2 separate regions of the Homo sapiens genome follow, and region 1 is linked to region 2. Evidence: chromatin loops called from intact Hi-C (ENCODE). Cell type or tissue: Caco-2. All regions are shown on one strand. Links, peaks and the distances in the headings refer to the core of each region. The heading gives the core; the rest is flanking DNA. Region 1 overlaps LOC102723516 (a long non-coding RNA gene). Region 2 has its middle 77 kb from the start of SEC23A-AS1.

Region 1 (10,795 bases), core at 1,047-9,046, 62 kb before region 2:
ACAAGAAGACATTTGGACTGAGAAGGCTGGCCAGGTGCAGTGGCTCATGCCAGTAATTGCAACATTTTGGGATGCTGAAGCAGGAGGGTTACTTGAGGTCAGGAGTTTAAGACCAGCCCTGGCAACACAGCAAGATCCCATCTCTCAAAAAAAGAAAAATTTTAGATGGAGGAGGCTGTCAATAATATGAGACCAGAAAGGAATCAGAAGTCAGGAAAGACAGGCCAGCTCCAGGTTAGCAAGCTGAGCACTATGTAATTACTCAAACCCAGGAATGGGAAAAAGAATGAGATTACTAACAGTCAAGAGCCAGGAATCAATTAACCACAATGAGAAAGAGGCAAGAATACAATAATCCATGTAGATAATTCACAGGTAAGAGGAAGCAAGTAGTAGAGGTCCCAGCAAGTAAAAGATGTAAAGCCTGGGGAGACAAGTGAGTCAGTCCAAGGCATCAGTAGTCAAGGCACCATGTTGTAAATGTGACTCTGATACAAGATTTGTCTCATTCAAGGGCCTGTTAGATACTGCCTGCCAAGTCTCAGTGCACAGCTGCAAAGAGATAAGTGGCTTCACCTCTCTCAGAGACAGCTTCTGTTGGTTCTGAAAAAATACGCCAAAAATAAAAGCTCAAATAAGAGTAACTTTGCATTTTCTAATTGATCTAGTAAGTATATATGAATAAGTGTATGAGCCATTTAAACACAGGCTAATAATACACAAAACTGTACCCCTGAGTCTATTTCACTATCCATAGAAAATGACCAATATGGGAAATAATAATAATGATAGTGATAATAGTAAGAACTAACATTGCTATGTGTCAGGCACTTTTTATACAAGAAAATCACAGTAGGAATATTAATGGCTAATTTTATTGAGCACTTTTTAGCCACCAGGCTCTGTTTCTAGGTGCTTTATGTGATTCTTTTATTGCTCCCAATAATTCTCAGTGAGATACTGTTATGTCCATTTTACAAATGAGGCACAGAGGCATTATGCAGTTTTCTCAAGATCACACAGCTGGTGAGTTTGAATTTGAACTCATTTTCCAACCTCAGCAGCCACCATAGGAGGAAGGGCTAACCTGATACCAGACCTTACGATGGATCAAAAGAGAAGGGAAAATAGTTGCTCCATGCTCCAAAATCTTCCTCGTTTTCAATTCTGATTCCATCTAGCAAACAGTCTAAAACTCTCAAATTTCCTCCACCATCATATCCTTCATCTGACATCTGAAGATGCTAAAGGTAGGAAAGTAGCAAGGAACTAACATTTACTAAAAGCCTACTTAGTGCCGGATTCTATGCTCAATACTTTATATATGTGATCTCATCAGCAGACCCTTTGGGGGACCTTCAGAATGTTCAAACTTCCAATCAGGTCCCTCCAGAAATAGGACAGAAGATCAGAGCATCTCTTTACTAGTAGCAATCGTTGCACAAAGTCAGAGGGCAAACAACAAGTCATGTCCACAGGTCACAGCCAGACAGGTGAGTTTCAGAGGGGGATTTAGGTCAGAAATGGAAGGTAAAAACAGGAAGGGAACCTGTGACAGTCTCAATGAACACTACAGAAGAGAAATTCACTGGTGGGTGCCTGAACACTTACATGTTCATGATAGCCCTTGGTCTGAGGTATTCAGAAGAACAGACAAGTTCTTTGAACTTCTGAGGACTGAGCCAAGCTTCGTGTGTGGTGAATGAGTATCAGGCTCACTCAACACTGTCTTTCCAACCACTGACAAATATATGGGGGTAGTAATTCCTTTTCCACAATCAGATACTAAAAAATTGTAACAAACAGGAATATATCAAAAAGAAAATGAGGAATGAATACTCTCTTGGTCATGAGGGCAGAGGATAGTTAAGTGGCTTTCTCCACTTAATCTGTCTGCTCTAACCTCTCTCATGAGGGCATCTCACACATTAAGAAGGGACAAGAAAGCAACCAATTAAACATCTGTCACTACTTTCTTTTTAGTGTTTAATTTGAAACAACTTTCCATTTCCTTCTAAATGAGAGTTGATTATTCAAAGGAAAGCTGGCTGCATTGTACATGACTTTGGCTTGGCCCAGAAAGGCATTAATCAGCCAGTGCATCAACAGTGAAGCCTGCAGTTTCAACAAGATGAAAAAGGAATGTTTTCACAATAGTTCATCAAAGATGTCTGTGCGAGCATTGCACTCACTGACAATAAATTACAAGATTAATGAATATAGCCACCAGGGTGGTGCTCTGATTGTTACCCCCAAGCTGATTTTCTAACACTGCTAACAAAGGAGCCAAAAATCACATAATGAAACTATCATATCTAATGCCTATATGGCAACAGATATTGTCCATCGGTGAATGTGGGAAATGTTTCATGTTTTACTTGAATCTTAATTTTTCAGGTCTTCATTATAAGGGAGGTGACTACCCCAACTGACTTTGTGACATAAATCTATTTAGATCATTAGCTCTCACCCTCCTTAAGGAGCCCAAGTGTTTTTCCACTTCTGCTCCTTTTGCTTAGAAGGCACTTTGGCCAGTATTTATAACCCAAGAGGTACTACACCAAATGGTCATTTCCTTCATGATCATTCACAGCTACTCAAAAAATGTCCCTCTCTCACTTATCTCCCACCACATCCCCTCACGTGCCTTGTCTCCAGACTCATGGAGAAACTCATCTGTCCCCAAATACACCACGCAACTTTGTGCCTTTGATCATCATATTATTCGACTGGGGCTGTCATAACAAAATACCATGGGCTGGGAGGCTTAAACAACAAAAGTTTATTTTCCCACAGTTCTGGAGACAAAAAGTCCAAGATCAACATGCTGAAAAATTTGGTTTCTGATAATGGCTGTCTTCCTGGCTGGCAGATGGCCAGCTTCTCACTGTGTCTTCATATGACCTTTTCTCTGTGCATGCATGGAGGCAGAGAGTTCTGGTGTCTCTTCTTCTTATAAAGATATCAATCTTTTCAGATTATGGCGATTCATAGGCCCTCCTTAAAGGCCTTATCTCCAAATAGTTACATTGGGGGTCAGACCTTCAACATATGAACTTGGGGAAGGTGACACACAATTCAGTTCATAACACTTATGCACTACAACGAGCCCAGAAAGCATTTCTCTCTTCTCCACTGAGAGATGATCCACTGAGGTGTCCAGATTTCATCCAAGCATTCTTTTCCAAGAAGCCTTCCCCAGTCCCAGAATCCCAGTTGGGAATAATCTATTCCTACTGTGGAAATTATTGCATTCTCCTCCATGTTGTTTCTTATTAGTTGCTTATGTGTCTCCCTCCACTAAGTATTATAAGTTTTTTAACAACAAAAACTGTTATATTCATCTTGCATGGCCCACTACACCTAGACAGTCTTCTGTGTCGTGGTCACTCACTCCTATATCTTCTTTGCCTACCTCAGTGATACATAGTAGCCACTCAATAGATGAGAATAAATGAATTCTCTCCCTCTTTCTGCTACTGACATTTCGTCATTTCCCTTCAATGCCTTTTTTCCCTCTTCTTGAACTCTCTGATATAGTTTGATGTGTATCCCAACTCAAAGCTCATATTGAAATGTAACCCCCAATGTTGAAGGTGAGACCTGGTGGGAGGTGATTGGGTCATAAGAGTGGATCCCTCATGGCTTGGTACTGTAGTGATAGTGACTTCTCATGAGATCTGGTCATTTAAAAATACATAGCACTTCCTCCGTCACTGTCTTGCTCCTGCTTTTGCCATATGACGTGCCTGCCCCCTTTTACCTTCTGCCATGATTGTAAGTTTCCTGAAGCTTCCCCAGAAGCCAAGCAGACCTTGGCACCATGCTTCCTATAAAGCTTGCAGAACCATGAGCCAATTAAACTTCTTTTCTCATAAATTAGCCATTCTCAGGTATGTCTTTATAGCAATGTGAGGATGGACTAATACACATTCCCTTTTTCCTTTCCCACAACATGAATTAACATTTTTCAAGCCCCCTAAAAGTAGAGTTTGCTCTCTTCCCTGACTTCATCTCCTGTATTCTTTGCAAACAAACAATGACAGCTTCACCTATGAAGTTGCACTTTTATTCCAGCAATCCCAAAGTGCATCTGCAGCCCAGCCTCCTGTGGAGTTTGACTCCTGTATGCCCAGAGCCTTGCTTGGCATCTCTTGGATGTCCCACAGGCAGCCTGAACACAACAACCCATCTGAGTTTAACTCACCCCATATCAAATTAGCCTCCCAGTTCTGTAGATTAGACAGCCCCAACATTTCCCTTTCTGCTACTTCCTTTATTGAGCCAGGATGCTACTTTCCAGGACAATGATAACAATGATGGTGGGTGTGAGAGTGGGGTCAAAAAGTGGATGATGATGTGATTGGTGGTAGTGATGACAACAATAATAGCAACAACTTAATTATTTTTCCCAATTGCAGGCCTAGGCTCATTTCCACCACTCCCCTACATTCTCTTTTTGATCCCATCATACCAAATCCAATTTCCTCAGTTACATGTTATATTCCCTGCTGTTTCTTTCTATACACTGATCTCTCAGCCAGCAGAATCATCCTCCATCTTCTGCATCCAGTTGATTCTCACTCTTTCTTCAAGACTTAGGGTCAGCCACCACCTACTTTCGGAAGATTTCCAGGCTATCCTTTGTGCTCCAATGGCACAGAAAGCATACCTTTCCCATTACACTTGTGTTGGGATAAAATTTGGAAAGATAAACCAAGGGTTTTCCTTACTGACTGTCCTGATTTTCCTCTTACACAATTGAGACAGTGGTCTCCATTGACCCAGGAAAAAGATCATACACACACACACACACACACACACACACACACACACACCATGAACTATTCATATAAATAGAAATTGAGTATCATATTGTTTTCCTCAGTCACTAACTTGAATTATTCAGAGCACATGAGAACTTGGCTCAACTGTTTAAATATAAAAATATATATTGAGTTATACTAGGTATCATTTTCTTACTTACATTAAGTGAGCAGAGAACATTCTATTTCTTCATGGGTAAATGAAGAAATGAATGAATCTCAACTAAGAGTTATTCTACAGCACTGAGATGTTCTTGAGACTGCCATAGCTGCAGTCAATCTCAAAGTAGGTTTAAAAGCAATAAAATATCGAATAGAGTTGCAAAGTAGTCAGGTTTGGATTACATCCTTCAGACCAAGCCCATTATGTACAAATGATAGTGTGACTGTGAGATCTGCAACTGCCACTGCCATCTCACAGGGCTCCTTGAACAGTTTCATCAACATTGCCAAACACTAAATGATGAGACAGATCACCCTCATCCAGGGCCTGAAATGTTATCAATACTACAATATAGAAATGAGGTTTATCACATTTTAAAGTGGCTGGGTTTAAATGGATAACAGCAGAATACAAAGAGTTCTTTATGTACTCTTAGAAGACATAAGAAACCCTTAACAAATGGGATAAAACACAGCTTCACAAGCAAGAATAAATTTTGATTGAGCAGCTTCTCTCAGTTCAAGGACTGCAGTAGAACTAAGAGCTGAGGTTTGCTGAAAAAATGTCAGTGCAGGCAGACCAGCCCACAGTACTGAGGAATGTGGGAGGGATTAGTTCTATTTGACTAAGATTTCAAGATGACCACTCATCAATGTACACAAACTGCTTGATAAAAATGCTTCTGAAAGAAACTTATTCAATTGTCAAGGTTTTTAGTATGGGTGTAAATTTTATCCATCCCAATTTATTGTGAAAACAACTATTTACTGTCTAATAACTGGGTTTTTTAAATTTAATTCTACAAGTTACATTCAAACTAATGTTTGATTGCATTTAACCTACATTATCTTTCACAGACTGATTTTCTAAGGCAGAAGAAGACTAATAGTCCATGTTGCAAAGATCAACAGACCACAATTGTGATGACTCGAGCAAGCCATAAGATAACCCTTCTCAGAGCAGAGCGTGGAAATGTTCTTGCAGCCCCCATTACATGTGCAAAAAGTAATCATAAGTAATACATCACCTTCCCACACAAAGGGTAAAGAGATCCATATACACATATAACAGAGATAAGTGTAAAACAGCAGGACTAATATTCTTATAAAACTTACAGTAAGTCTCATTGCTTTGTAATTTTAATAAAAATTACCTTGAATTACAAACCATAATACCAAATAACCTTAATTCACATCATGAGGTATAAGTTACCAAGTACTTTCTTTTTTTTTTTTTTTTTTTTTTTGAGATGGAGTTTCGCTCTGTTGCCAAGCTGGAGTGCAATGAAGTGATCTCGGATCACTGCAACCTCCGCCTCCCTGGTTCAAGCAATTCTCCTGCCTTAGCCTCCTGAGTAGCTGGGATTACAGGCATGCGCCACCATGCCTGGCTAATTTTGTATTTTTAGTAGAGACGGGGTTTTGCCATGTTGGTCAGGCTGGTCTCAAACTCCCGACCTCACATGATCCGCCCGCCTCAGCCTCCCAAAGTGCTGAGATCCAAGTAATTTCATATATGTTATCTCATATATGATGTTTATAATATTACCCAAAGGTATCATCTCTAATTTCCGCCAAAGAAACTAAAGTTCAAAAAGGTGAAGTGGCTTGCCCAAGCGGTCATGCAACTGGTAAAGTCTGAGCCAGAGCTTCACCAATAAGTCTTCTAAATTCAGCATTTTTTCCAATGTACCACTGCTACCTCCATGTATCTATGTCTACTCAACTACATCGACATCCTATGAGCCAACTTCTTCAATAAACACTATGTTAAATGCTGGATATTCAAAGATAATCAGGTAAACTCACTCACCCCCCAAAAGCACACAATCTACTGTGAAGAGAGTAACACCATCAGCATTATCAAAAAAAAAAAAAGTAACTTTTAAAAATATTTACCATGTGCCATGCACTGTCCTAAGTTCTTTCCAATCATTATCTCAACTTAGTCCCATATAAACTCTGTGAGTTAGGTAGTAGTAATATCACCATACAGATGAGAAAATTAGGGCAAAAGCCAACTATTACAAATATTGACAAGTAGTAAAAAGAATAGTTCGGGCCAGGCACGGTGGCTCACTCCTGTAATCCCAGCACTTTGGGAGGCCGAAGCGGGTGGATCACTAGAGCTCAGGAGTTCGAGACCAGCCTGGCCAACATGGTGAAACCCCAAGGGTTTCACTAAAATACAAAAATACAAAAATTAGCTGGGTGTGGTGGTGGGAGCCTGTAATCCCAGCTACTCAGGAGGCTGAGGCAGGAGAATCTCTTGAACCAGAAGGCAGAGGTTGCAGTGAGCTGAGATCGAGCCACTGCACTCCAGCCTGGGCGACAGGGTAAGACTTCGTCTAAAAAATAAATAAATAAATAAGTAAATAAATAATAGTTTGGTACAAAAACAGCAATAAAGAAATGTCAACAAAATGGGTACTATTTGAGCTGGGCTGTAAAAGATGCACTGGGCTGTGAAGGATTGAAAGAAAGACGCTTATGGGCAAAAGACAGCATGAAAAAGGTAGCAAGGCTGACCAGAGGTACAAGGAGGAGCTGGTACCATTCCTTCTGAAAGTATTCCAATCAATAGAAAAAGAGGGAATCCTCCCTAACTCATTTTATGAGGCCAGCATCATCCTGATACCAAAGCCTGGCAGAGACACAACAAAAAAAGAGAATTTTAGACCAATATCCCTGATGAACATCGATGCAAAAATCCTCAATAAAATACTGGCAAACCGAATCCAGCAGCACATCAAAAAGCCTATCCACCATGATCAAGTGGGCTTCATCCCTGGGATGCAAGGCTGGTTCAACATACACAAATCAATAAACGTAATCCAGCATATAAACAGAACCAAAGACAAAAACCACATGATTATCTCAATACATGCAGAAAATGCCTTTGACAAAATTCAACAGCCCTTCATACTAAAAACTCTCAATAAATTAGGTAGTGATGGGACGTATCTCAAAATAATAAGAGCTATTTATGACAAACCCACAGCCAATATCATACCGAATGGGCAAAAACTGGAAGCATTCCCTTTGAAAACTGGCACAAGACAGGGATGCCCTCTCTCACCACTCCTATTCAACATAGTGTTGGAAGTTCTGGCCAGGGCAATCAGTCAGGAGAGAGAAATAAAGGGTATTCAATTAGGAAAAGAGGAAGTCAAATTGTCCTTGTTTGCAGATGACATGACTGTATATTTAGAAAACCCCATTGTCTCAGCCCAAAATCTCCTTCAGTTGATAAGCAACTTCAGCAATCTCAGGATACAAAATCAACGTGCAAAAATCACAAGCATTCTTATACACCAATAACAGACAAACAGAGAGCCAAATCATGAGTGAACTCCCATTCACAATTGCTTCAAAGAGAATAAAATACCTAGGAATCCAACTTACAAGGGATGTGAAGGACCTCTTCAAGGAGAACTACAAACCACTGCTCAATGTAATAAAAGAGGATACAAACAAATGGAAGAACATTCCATGCTCATGGGTAAGAAGAATCAATATCATGAAAATGGCCATACTGCCCAAAGTAATTTATAGATTCAATGCCATCCCCATCAAGGTACCAATGACTTTCTTCACAGAATTGGAAAAAACTACTTTAAAGTTCATATGGAACCAAAAAAGAGCCCACATTGCCAAGACAATCCTAAGCCAAAAGAACAAAGCTGGAGGCATCACACTACCTGACTTCAAACTATACTACAAGGCTACAGTAACCAAAACAGCATGGTATTGGTACCAAAACAGAGATATAGACCAATGGAACAGAACAGAGCCCTCAGAAATAATACCACACATCTACAACCATCTGATCTTTGACAAACCTGAGAAAAACAAGCAACGGGGAAAGGCTTCCCTATTTAATAAATGGTGCTGGGAAAACTGGCTAGCCCTATGTAAAAAACTGAAACTGGACCCCTTCCCTACACCTTATACAAAAATCAACTCAAGATGCATTAAAGATTTAAACATAAGACCTAAAACCATAAAAACCCTAGAAGAAAACCTAGGCAATACCATTCAGGACATAAGCACGGGCAAGGACTTCATGTCTAAAACACCAAAAGCAATGGCAACAAAAGCCAAAATTGACAAATGGGATCTAATTAAACTAAAGAGCTTCTGCACAGAAAAAGAAACTACCATCAGAGTGAACAGGCAACCTAGAGAATGGGAGAAAATTTTTGCAATCTACTCATCTGACAAAGGGCTAATATCCAGAATCTACAAAGAACTCAAACAAATTTACAGGAAAAAAACAACCCCATCAACAAGTGGGCAAAGGATATGAACAGACACTTCTCAAAAGAAGATATTTATGCAGTCAATAGACACATGAAAAAATGTTCATCATCACTGGCCATCAGAGAAATGCAAATCAAAACCACAATGAGATACCATCTCACACCAGTTAGAATGGCAATCATTAAAAAGTCAGGAAACAACAGGTGCTGGAGAGGATGTGGAGAAATAGGAACACTTCTACACTGTTGGTGGGACTGTAAACTAGTTGAACCATTGTGGAAGACAGTGTGGTGATTCCTCAGGGATCTAGAACTAGAAATACCATTTGACCCAGCCATCCCATTACTGGGTATATACCCAGAGGATTATAAATCATGCTGCTATAAAGGCACATGCACATGTATGTTTATTGCAGCACTATTCACAATAGCAAAGACTTGGAACCAACCCAAATGTCCAACAACAATAGACTGGATTAAGAAAATGTGGCACATATACACCATGGAATACTATGCAGCCATAAAAAATGATGAGTTCATGTCCTTTGTAGGGACATGTATGAAACTGGAAACCATCATTCTCAGCAAACTATCGCAAGAACAAAAAAACAAACATCGCATGTTCTCACTCATAGGTGGGAACTGAACAATGAGAACACATGGACACAGGAAGGGGAACATCACACACCGGGGCCTGTTGTGGGGTGGGGGGAGTGGGGAGGGAAAGCATTAGGAGATATACCTAATGTAAATGAGGAGTTAATGGGTGCAGCACACCAACATGGCACATGTATACATATGTAACAAACCTGCACGTTGTGCACATGTACCCTGAACTTAAAGTATAATAAAATAAAATAAAATAAAAATAAAAAGGTAGCAAGGCTGAAGAGCTACACTGCCTCCTCAAACATGTGATGTGCTCTTTGGCCTCCCTACCTGTGTGCTGTTCCTTTAGCTGGAATTCTCTTTCCTCTTATCCAACCTAACTACCTGTCGGGGCTTATTGATTAATTAGATACGACTGGAAAGAAAAATGACCTCAAGGATGACTCCAAAATATTTGAGTTGAATGATAGGAAGGCTGGAACTGCTAGCAACTGAAATGGAAGACAATGGGAGGAGGCATTTGAAGGGGAAGATGAGGGAAGCTGCAAATGCCCGCACCCAAGCATCCAGGCAAGCTGTTCACCCTCCACAGGCAGCATCTGCCGAAAGGATGAGAAGTATTTTTCTAATTTGCATAAAAGCAAATGGTATGATAACTTTAAGAAAAATCACAGTTTGGTTTCACACATGTTAAGGGATTTTTAAATATATAGCCAAGTAATTTGTCAAGTAAACAGTTGAATGAACAAATTTGGAGATCCCTAAACAATTCCAGAAGAGGAAATATAACTTGGGAGTTGCCAGCTTAATTATACTATTTAAATCCATGAGACTGGATGAGATATCAATGGAGTGGGAACAAATAAAGGTGAGATCCAAGGACTAAGGTCTGGAATATCCAGTGTTAATAAACCAGGAGTAACAAGGGAGACCAAG
Region 2 (10,795 bases), core at 1,812-9,811:
CCTTCAAAAAATTAATGAGTCCAGGAGCTGGTTTTTTGAAAAGATCAACAAAATCGATAGACCACTACCAAGACTAATAAAGAAGAAAAGAGAGAAGAATCAAATAGACGCAATAAAAAATGATAAAGGGGATATCACCACCGATCCCACAGAAATACAAACTACCATCAGAGAATACTACAAACACCTCTACACAAATAAACTAGAAAATCTAGAAGAAATGGATAAATTCCTCGACACATACACCCTCCCAAGACTAAACCAGGAAGAAGTTGAATCTCTGAATAGACCAATGACAAGCTCTGAAATTGTGGCAATAATCAATAGCTTACCAACCAAAAAAAGTCCAGGACCAGATGGATTCACAGCCGAACTCTACCAGAGGTACAAGGAGGAGGTGGTACCATTCCTTCTGAAACTATTCCAATCAATAGAAAAAGAGGGAATCCTCCCTAACTCATTTTATGAGGCCAGCATCATCCTGATACCAAAGCCTGGCAGAGACACAACCAAAAAATAGAATTTTAGACCAATATCCTTGATGAACATTGATGCAAAAATCCTCAATAAAATACTGGCAAACCGAATCCAGCAGCACATCAAAAAGCTTATGCACCATGATCAAGTGGGCTTCATCCCTGGGATGCAAGGCTGGTTCAACATACGCAAATCAATAAATGTAATCCAGCATATAAACAGAACCAAAGACAAAAACCACATGATTATCTCAATACATGCAGAAAAGGCCTTTGACAAAATTCAACAGCCCTTCATGCTAAAAACTCTCAATAAATTAGGTATTGATGGGACATATCTCAAAATAATAAGAGCTATCTATGACAAACCCACACCCAATATCATACTGAATGGGCAAAAACTGGAAGCATTCCCTTTGAAAACTGGCACAAGACAGGGATGCCCTCTCTCACTACTCCTATTCAACATAGTGTTGGAAGTTCTGGCCAGGGCAATTAGGCAGGAGAAGGAAATAAAGGGTATTCAATTAGGAAAAGAGGAAGTCAAATTGTCCCTGTTTGCAGATGACATGATTGTATATCTAGAAAACCCCATTGTCTCAGCCCAAAATCTCCTTAAGCTGATAAGCAGCTTCAGCAAAGTCTCAGGATACAAAATCAATGTACAAAAATCACAAGCTTTCTTATACACCAATAACAGACAAACAGAGAGCCAAATCATGAGTGAACTCCCATTCACTTTTGCTTCAAAGAGAATAGAATACCTAGGAATCCAACTTACAAGGGATGTGAAGGACCTCTTCAAGGAGAACTACAAACCACTGCTCAATGTAATAAAAGAGGATACAAACAAATGGAAGAACATTCCATGCTCATGGGTAGGAAGAATCAATATCGTGAAAATGGCCATACTGCCCAAGGTAATTTATAGATTCAATGCCATCCCCATCAAGCTACCAATGACTTTCTTCACAGAATTGGAAAAAACTACTTTAAAGTTCATATGGAACCAAAAAAGAGCCCGCATTGCCAAGTCAATCCTAAGCCAAAAGAACAAAGCCAGAGGCATCACGCTACCTAACTTCAAACTATACTACACGGCTACAGTAACCAAAACAGCATGGTACTGGTACCAAAACAGAGATATAGATCAATGGAACAGAACAGAGCCCTCAGAAATAATGCCGCATATCTACAGCCATCTGATCTTTGACAAACCTGACAAAAACAAGAACTGGGGAAAGGATTCCCTATTTAATAAATGGTGCTGGGAAACCTGGCTAGCCATATGTAGAAAGCTGAAAGCTGAAACTGGATCCCTTCCTTACACCTTATACAAAAATTAATTCAAGATGGATTAAAGACTTAAATGTTAGACCTAAAACCATAAAAACCCTAGAAGAAAACCTAGGCATTACCATTCAGTACATAGGCATGGGCAAGGACTTCATGTCTAAAACACCAAAAGCAATGGCAACAAAAGCCAAAATTGACAAATGGGATCTAATTAAACTAAAGAGCTTCTGCACAGAAAAAGAAACTACCATCAGAGTGAACAGGCAACCTACAAAATGGGAGAAAATTTTCGCAACCTACTCATCTGACAAAGGGCTAATATCCAGAATCTACAATGAACTCAAACAAATTTACAAGAAAAAACAACCCCATCAAAAAGTGGGCAAAGGATATGAACAGACACTTCTCAAAAGAAGACATTTATGCAGCCAAAAAACACATGAAAACATGCTCATCATCACTGGCCATCAGAGAAATGCAAATCAAAACCATAATGAGATACCATCTCACACCAGTTAGAATGGCAATCATTAAAAAGTCAGGAAACAACAGGTGCTGGAGAGGATGTGGAGAAATAGCAACACTTTTACACTGTTGGTGGGACTGTAAACTAGTTCAACCATTGTGGAAGTCAGTGTGGCGATTCCTCAGGGATCTAGAACCAGAAATACCATTTGACCCAGCCATCCCATTACTGGGTATATACCCAAAGGATTATAAATCATGCTGCTATAAAGACACATGCACACGTATGTTTATTGCAGCACTATTCACAATACCAAAGACTTGGAACCAACCCAAATGTCCAACAACGATAGACTGATTAAGAAAATTTGGCACATATACACCATGGAATACTATGCGGCCATAAAAAATGAAGAGTTCATGTCCTTTGTAGGGACATGGATGAAATTGGAAACCATCATTCTCAGCAAACCATTGCAAGGACAAAAAACCAAATACCGCATGTTCTCACTCATAGGTGGGAATTGAACAGTGAGAACACATGGACACAGGAAGGGGAACATCACACTCCGGGGACTGTTGTGGGGTGGGGGGAGGGGGGAAGAATAGCATTAGGAGATATACCTAATGCTAAATGACGAGTTAATGGGTGCAGCACACCAACATGGCACATGTATACATATGTAACAAACCTACACGTTGTGCACATGTACCCTAAAACTTAAAGTATAATAATAATAAAATTTAAAAAATATATTTAAAAAAAAAGACAGATTACCACGGAGAAAAGTAGATGAGGTGGTGCATGTTTCCACCTAGCACAGGACCTAGCCATTGTTAAACAGGGTTTTGTCTATGGCTTATAGTGACCTTTAAGTCTATTAGATAAAAGTGACCCGAAATCAGTCTGCTAGAGTCTTTACCATTAGTTGGGGAGGCTGGAAGAGAGTATAATTAGTCTACTTAATTATCATTATTCTTACTAAGGAAACTTTTTCCTATCAAGTCATTTCATAGGTTCAGCAACCAGTCTATGGATTAGGTGCCCTTAGGAAACTTGATCCCACCCCTTTGCTTAAGGAAGAGACGGAGGCTGGCTCCTTAGTCCAGCAGAGAGATGCAAGCAGGAGGATGTGGACATGCTGATTGACATGACTAGTATACTAATGTTAAGAATTAGGGTTTTCTACTCTGTACAGATAACTTTAGACTTTATTAATTAACAGATCTTATCTGCTATGGGAACAGATCCAAATTTAACATACAGCATAGCTACATTATAATTAAACACATTTTGTGATCACATCCTTCTTAATAAATAAAAGTAAGCTCTGGACATGTTTAAACATGTTTCTATTTGACAATCACAGCTTCAGTAATCTATTTAATAATAAGAAATCCCCGAATCACTCCACAGAGCTATTATTTTGTGGAAGGTCCTGCAGAAAGGGGAGGATTTTTAACCCAGTTAGTTTCCTTCAACAGATACAGGCAGATTCTTAAGTGTTACAGATAGCTAATGATACCAACTTAAAACCAAAAGGGGCAGATGGGGAAGCAGATGTAGCTGTCACCGTATATATAGGCTGAGTACGCACAGCAGGTGCACTGAATGTTCTTGCCAAAGAACCTGCAATAATAAAACATTAGCTCCCTGAAACCATGCTGGACTTTAGACTCCAAATGGAAAATAATCATTAGAGTCATTTACAACAAGCCATGTCAGAAGTGTGTATGGCACTCAATAAGTAAATATAATTTAAAAGGCCCAATGTAAATATGCAAGAAGATAAGAAGAGTCACCACATAACAAACACAAAAATAGAAGTCTGTTGGTCCAAAGTCTGCTCAGAGACTGTCACATTTACTTCTCTAACTCCAGGCAGAGTGATGTCTATCTATACTGTAATAGTTAGCTAATCAATTAACAAACATACCTAATTAAGAACATTGCATAACATGCCTTGGCAATGTATTTTATGGTCCTAAAAAGTAGGAGATATCTTCCTTAAAATAATTAAAGACCTTTTTTTTTTTTGAGATGGAGTCTCACTCTGTTGCCCAGGCTAGAGTGCAGTGGTACGATCTCGACTAACTGCAACCTCTGTCTCCCGGGTTCAAGCAATTCTCCTGCCTCAGCCTCCTGAGGATCCGGGATTACAGGCATGCGCCACCACACCCAGCTAATTTTTGTATTTTTGGTAGAGACAGGGTTTCACCACGTTGGCCAGGCTGGTCTCGAACTCCTGACCTCAAACGATCCACCCTCCTCGGCCTCCCAAAGTGCTAGGATTACACTTTGGGAGTAAACTGAGCCACCATGCCTGGCCAAAAGACAATTATTAATCAAGCCATTTCACAATTTATTACTTAGAATCTTATTTTCTCAACATCCCTATTAAATTAAGAACCTAACTCTGGGTTTTCATCAAAACCCTGAATTCAATGATAACATTCTCTTCAGTTACATGATCTTGTACTACCATTAATATTTCAGCAACCTGATGGCCTTTTTAATAGAAATACTCCTTGCTGAAAAAGATATACTTGATAAATCAATAGGCTTAATGTTCTCATTAAAAATAGAATTTTAGAATTAAACATTGCAGGAGACCATACAGGATGGCATAATCTGTGCTCGACAAAGAAGGATTGTGTCTGACTGTGCTCCCTAACTACCTTATTAGTATTTAGTAAATAATTAAAGAAGAGCAATTTCATCTATTCTCATAACTTCAGCTATTATTCCATGCTATGGCTCCCAAAACTGAGTCTCCTGAGTCCAAAATGCACATTTCCAAGTGACTGCTGGACTTCTTCCTATGGGAATCCCAAAACATGACAACGCTGCTCTTAGCTGACATTGCCATTTACATTGTGGTCTGCCTGCCACAGCAGCAGCACTGATATCACCTGAGAGCTTGTTAGAATGCAACGCCTCAGACCTACTCGATGGAAATCTGCATTTTATCATTATTCCTTGAGGATTCATGTTCAAGTTTGAGAAGCACTGCTCTGTGATTCTTTCATCTCTTCTTTACAAATGTTTTCAAACATGCAGAATACCTAACCTATTAGCATCTCACAAGGATTTGATAAAGATTAATTTTTAAACCTCTGCAGATTTACTTTTAAATTGCCTTGAAGAAAAGGCTCTAAGCCACTAAATAAAGTGAAATGTGATCCTTCCTTATTGGAGGTTCTTTATTCAGTATACTTATCACTTCAAAGTGACATCTTTACTGCTACTCATAAGTAATCTTCAGATTTGTTATTCTTAGAAAAAGTTCTAATCTCTACAAAAATTGTTGATTTTGTCAATTTTCCTATTTTGCCAAAACAAACAGTGCCGTCCCCAGAACAGGTTAAATGTACACACAGGATCATTCTGTGGATGCTTCACCCTGTACCCTGTTAAGGCAGTTGAGCAAGATCTTGACCAGAAGAGAAAACAGCAGCTTCCCCAGCACAGCAGGCCACACTTTCCACAGGAAACAGACTCATAACACCAAGCTCTACAATGTACTTTTCTTCACTTAAATACACAGTTATTGCAGTTGGAAAATATACAGTTCTGTGGAGAGTGTGTCCACGATGTCCTGCTTGGGAGCATTCTTCTAATTGGCAAACACCTGCTACATAACTGTCTACCCACTTTCTTTTAATGACAGTATCAAAGACTGCCAGATGGCCTTTTAGGTGAAAGCTAATAGCCCCTCAGATTGTGTTATTGTGTAAAATGGAGTTAAGTATTTCCCCATAAAATTCTGGTCAAAGTTGACTTTGGTATGTCATATACAAATCCTTCCTAACTCAGCAACATTCTTTTCTCTAAAGGTAAAAGTCACTCACAGCATTCAGCAACTTACAGCTGTGTTGTTTGACTTATCACTGAAGGTATTTTACAGAGGTCAGGTGACCAACAGTGATATTGTGAAGGGATCCTTGAATGAATTGGGTAAAGAGATAGGACTTAACAATTTCAATTGACCCTTTTAACTCCGAAAGTCCAGTTTCCCAAACTGTATTCATGAGTGGTGAATGTATGATGATTGTTACATCAAGTCTCACTTGAAATTCATTAGAGGAAAAGTAGATGGATCTTGATCATTAAATAACTAAGCAATTATGCTTCTTAATTGGCCTGGGCAAAAAACTTTGAATAATTTTTAAGACTAACATAAAAAAAAAACACATGTATTTTACACTTATCAGAAGAATTGATATTCAATTTTCTTCTTAGCTTTAGAAATGGATTAATACTTTCAAACTATCACTTTTTTGCTTTTATGAACGACTCCATTGATTCGTTTTGCTCATCTCATTAAAATTCTGATTTTAAGCCAGGCACGGTGGCTTGCACATGTAATCCTGGCTATTCAGAAGGCTAAGACAGAAGGATCACTTGAGGCCAGGAGATTGAGACGAGCCTGAGCACTACAGCAAGATCCTGTCTCTAAAAAAAAACAAACAAAAAAACAAAAAAACAGAAAAAGAAAAATTCTGACTTTATCATTATCTCCTTTCCCTTTCTTTCTTTAGATTTATTTGTTCTCCTTTGCTGTTTTCTTGGGTTGAATGCAACATTTACTTCTTTTCAATTCTTTCTCCAGTTGCATTTAAAACAACTTATTTCTGTGTAATAATCCCTTTTCAATACAAATTTTGGCATATTTTTACTGTTCAGTTCTAAACGTATTATGATTTTCATTGAAATTTCTCAACTTATGAGTAAATCAAACCTGATTGATTGGTTTCCTAACGATTTAACAAGGATAGAGCAGTAGGTTTGAATTGTATTATCACCCCATGCCAGCAATTATAAACAAATGCAGTAATAAAATACTCCAACCTGAAAAAACTTTTATTGGTCTACGATCTATACAATTGCTGTAGTTACTCCCTGAGTTTTAATAATGTGTGTGTAACCGTCTGATTAGTACATTTTTATAAGTTATCTTTCAATAAACATTGTGTTCTACATGGAACTTAATTCAGAGAACCCCCAGTTATACAATGTGTCCTGAACATACATGGATACCCTTACATTTAGAAAGTAAGTTAGTAACAATTTTTGAATAATTTCCCCTCTCTTAGAGTTGCAGTTTGTGTCTTGAATATCTATGGCACTACATTTTTTTTGAACTGTTTTTTAAAACTAAAGGACTAACCAAAAAAACATATCATTCCATCAGTGGTGCAATTTAAGTTTTTCCCGCTGTGAAGTTTTAGATAAGATTAATCGGAGACCAAAATATTTGCAAACAGTACAAATCAGGCTTGAACAATGTAGAGTAAAATACTGAGCTTTAAAATTGCTCCTTAAAAATTAGTACACAGAAAATGTAGAAAAAGGTAGGCAATAACAAAATGTAAGAAAAGACATATAGAAAAAAAAACCGAGTCTCAAAGAAAAGCAACAGAAGATGCTGGTCAGTATAATCCATAGGTAGGGAAGAAAAAAAAATCAAAAATATTTAGTAATGTAACTTCAGTGTTGCATACCTTAATATTATTCTATTCACTGAATAATAATACATTACGCCTAGAACAGCAGTTGTTTCAATAGATAAACAAAGGAGGAAGAATAAACAGAAGAAAGGAGACTTAATTTCATAAACTATTAAAAAGCAAACAAGAAAAATAGAAACATCTGTAAAATAACTTGATAAAATCATCAAGATGAATGCAAGTCAAGCATTTGAAGAGCACAAAAAATACATATGCATGTATACTGGATACATGGGAAATGAAAATAAAAATGTAAAATGGATGTTAGAAAGGAAATAATATACAGCTGGGCGAGATGTCTCATGCCCTGTAATCCTAGCACTTTGGAAGGCCGAGGCAGGAGGATTTCTTGAGGCCAAGAGTTCAAAACCAACCTGGCCAACAAAGGGAGACCTCGTCTCTATTTTTTTTTAATTTAATAAAAGATAAAGAAAGGAAATAATCCTAATTTGTCAGCAGTTTAAAAATAACTGAAAAAATACCATGTTCATTTAAAATAAAAGCAAGTGCAATAAGCCATGGAATTTAATTTGTAGTGGCCAGTAAAGAATGCATTTGCTTTTGACACTATATAGATACCAAATACCACACCTAAATTAATGCTTGGGTACAACTAGAACCCCTCCCCAATACACCTTTTTAACTGTGTCTTTTATACCATTTTTCTAGGAGAGAACTGGGGTATGATCTGATATATAGTATTCAATGTTACCAGGCCAAAGTGTCTGGACTTTATTGGGTGGGCAAAAGGCAATTACTGAATGAGACCTGTATTCAGAAATAGCACTCTTGTTGCAGTGTGTAAAGTGAATTGAAAAGAGGGATAGAGAATAGGAGACTGGAGAAAGTAGGCTAGTTAGGAGGGTATTTCACCAAACCATGTGAGATATAATGAAGGCAGAATAGCAGTAGGATAGAGAACTGGAAACAGATTATGGAAATACTAGAGAGGTTGAATTTGTACAACGTGGTTACCAAAGATGTTGAGGAGAGTAAGAGTTGAAAATGATTCTTTGGTTTCTGGCCTGAACTGGACAACTAAGTACACTCATTAGATGCAGTCTCTGAGTCTGGGGATATGAGAGGGAAGTCTATCAACTGGGGAACTAAATAGAGAAATGTCAGCTCAGTTTTGGAATCTGCCAATAAAAGAATAAATTTATCCTGTTACACCAAAATATCTGTGTACACAGATGATGTCTAAGATCATTTTTAGAGATTATGCCAATAGAGGTAGTAGGTTCAAAAATGAATTCCAAAATAGTTCCGGGTAATATACCAAAGCCTCTCAGTGCTGCTAATAATTTAGCAAATATTCTTTACCTGTCCTGCTGTATTAGTCTGTTTTCACATTGCTATAAAGAACTACCTGAGACTGGATAATTTTTGGAGAAAAGAGGTTTAATCGACTCACAGTTCCACAGGTTTAACAGGAAGCTTGACTGGGAGGCTTCAGGAAACTTACAGTCACGGCAGAAGGTGAAGGGGAAGCAAGCACGTCTTACCATGGCAGAGCAGGAGAGCGAGAGAGCAAAGGGGGAAGTGCCACACACTTTTAAACAATCAGATCTCACGAGAACTCAATATTATGAGAACAGCCAAGGGGGAAATCCGCCCCGACGATCCAGTCACCTCCCACCAGGCCTCTCCTCTAATTTGACATGAGATTTGGGCAGGGACACAAATCCAAACCATATCATCTACGTTCTTTAAAAGGGTGCTGTGGTCTAAATGTTTGATTCCCTCAAAGTTCCTATGTTGAAACCTAATCTCCAGTAGACATTTAAGAGGTGGTGAAACGGGAAAAGTCCCCTTATCCCCCTGGCAGGGTGTACGATGGGGGTGTGGCTGGCTTCCTCAGTTCCCCAATGCTCCAACCTCAAGGAGGAGCACGCAGACAGGCAGGCTGTGGGACTCCGACCCCACAGCAGTGTTCAGGGGTGAATGTTCACAGCTGAAACCCAGCGTGTGTTACAGTACGCTCTTTCACTTTAGGCATCTGTAGGCAGTTTGTGTCAGCTCAATTAGATCTCCTGCCTTATCTCAAGGACAGAGGGCTTTCTGTATCCCAGGGTTTCTTACCTTGGTGTACGGGAAGAATCGGATCCCACGTGGGCTTGGGGAATGGGTGCAAGGTTTTATTGGGTGGAAGTTCTCAGCAGATGGATGGGGAGCCAGAAGGGAGATGGAGTGGGGAGGTGGTTTTCCCCTGGAGTCAGGCAGCTCAGCAGCCCGGGCCCTCCTCCGGCCACCCCAGCCAAACTCTGTGTCGTTCCACTGGTTGGCCTGCCGGTGTCTACTGGAGTCTCCCGGTGTGCTCTTTGCCGGCATGCCCCTCTCGACGTCCTGCTGCTTTTGTGTTCTTCCGCCAATGCATTCCTCTTGATATCCAGCTGCATGTGTTGTGCCCGCTAGGGTCTTGGGGTTCTTAAAAGCACAGGATGGGGGCATGGTGGGCCACAGTGGTCTTGGGAAATGCAACATTTGGGCAGGAAAACAGAAATGCTAGTCTTCACCTAGGTCTGTAGGCACAGGCCTGAGGGTGAAGCCCTAGCCAAGGACCACGCCCTTCCCTTCCTGGCACTTCTCTGCCTCCCTCCCAGATCAGTGGGGCCTTCAGGAAGTGACTAGAGCATGAGGGGTACATCCTCATGAATGGGGTTACTGCTTTTACAAAAGGTGTCTGTGGAAGCTTGTTCACCTCCCTCCCTTTCTCCATGTGAGGACGCATAGAAGGTGCCACCTACAAAGCAGAGAGCCATCACCACACACCAACTCTATGGTGCACCTTGATTGTGGACTTCCCAGCCTCCAGAACTGTGAGAAATAAATTTCCATTGTTTATAAATTACCCAGTCTAGGGTATTTTGTTCTAGCAGCGCAAAAGAACTAAGACAGGGCTAAACATTCAACAGTCTATGTAGGTAGATAATAATTTAGAAATAGACACATTATACACAAAAATGATCCCAGGTGATTGCTTTTAAATGGTGAACTAAAAGGGTATATTTGTTCATCCTTATCCCTAAATTCAGCTGTAACTGATT

The links. A loop is a pair of places that touch in the nucleus more often than their neighbours do. Peaks named below come from ENCODE experiments on the same cell type or tissue, not always from the same donor. Only the 100,000 strongest peaks of a DNase experiment are listed, where the experiment ranks them.
Region 1: a loop joins it to region 2, with 3 times the contacts of the local background. A loop is called at or near these places in 2 of 110 quality-filtered maps.

The regions. Positions count from the first base shown.
Region 1 is chr14:38,959,242-38,970,036 of GRCh38, forward strand. The region is part of intron 2 of LOC102723516 (a long non-coding RNA gene); the gene reads left to right. Among named protein-coding and RNA genes, the nearest start is that of LINC00639, 48 kb to the left of the region's middle. In Caco-2, for the core only: no CTCF peak of the experiment used is centred there; a DNase peak (open chromatin) is centred at 5,570.
Region 2 is chr14:39,020,348-39,031,142 of GRCh38, forward strand. No RefSeq gene overlaps it. Among named protein-coding and RNA genes, the nearest start is that of SEC23A-AS1, 77 kb to the right of the region's middle. RefSeq lists a silencer at 5,938-6,232. In Caco-2, for the core only: no CTCF peak of the experiment used is centred there; DNase peaks (open chromatin) are centred at 3,854 and 5,704.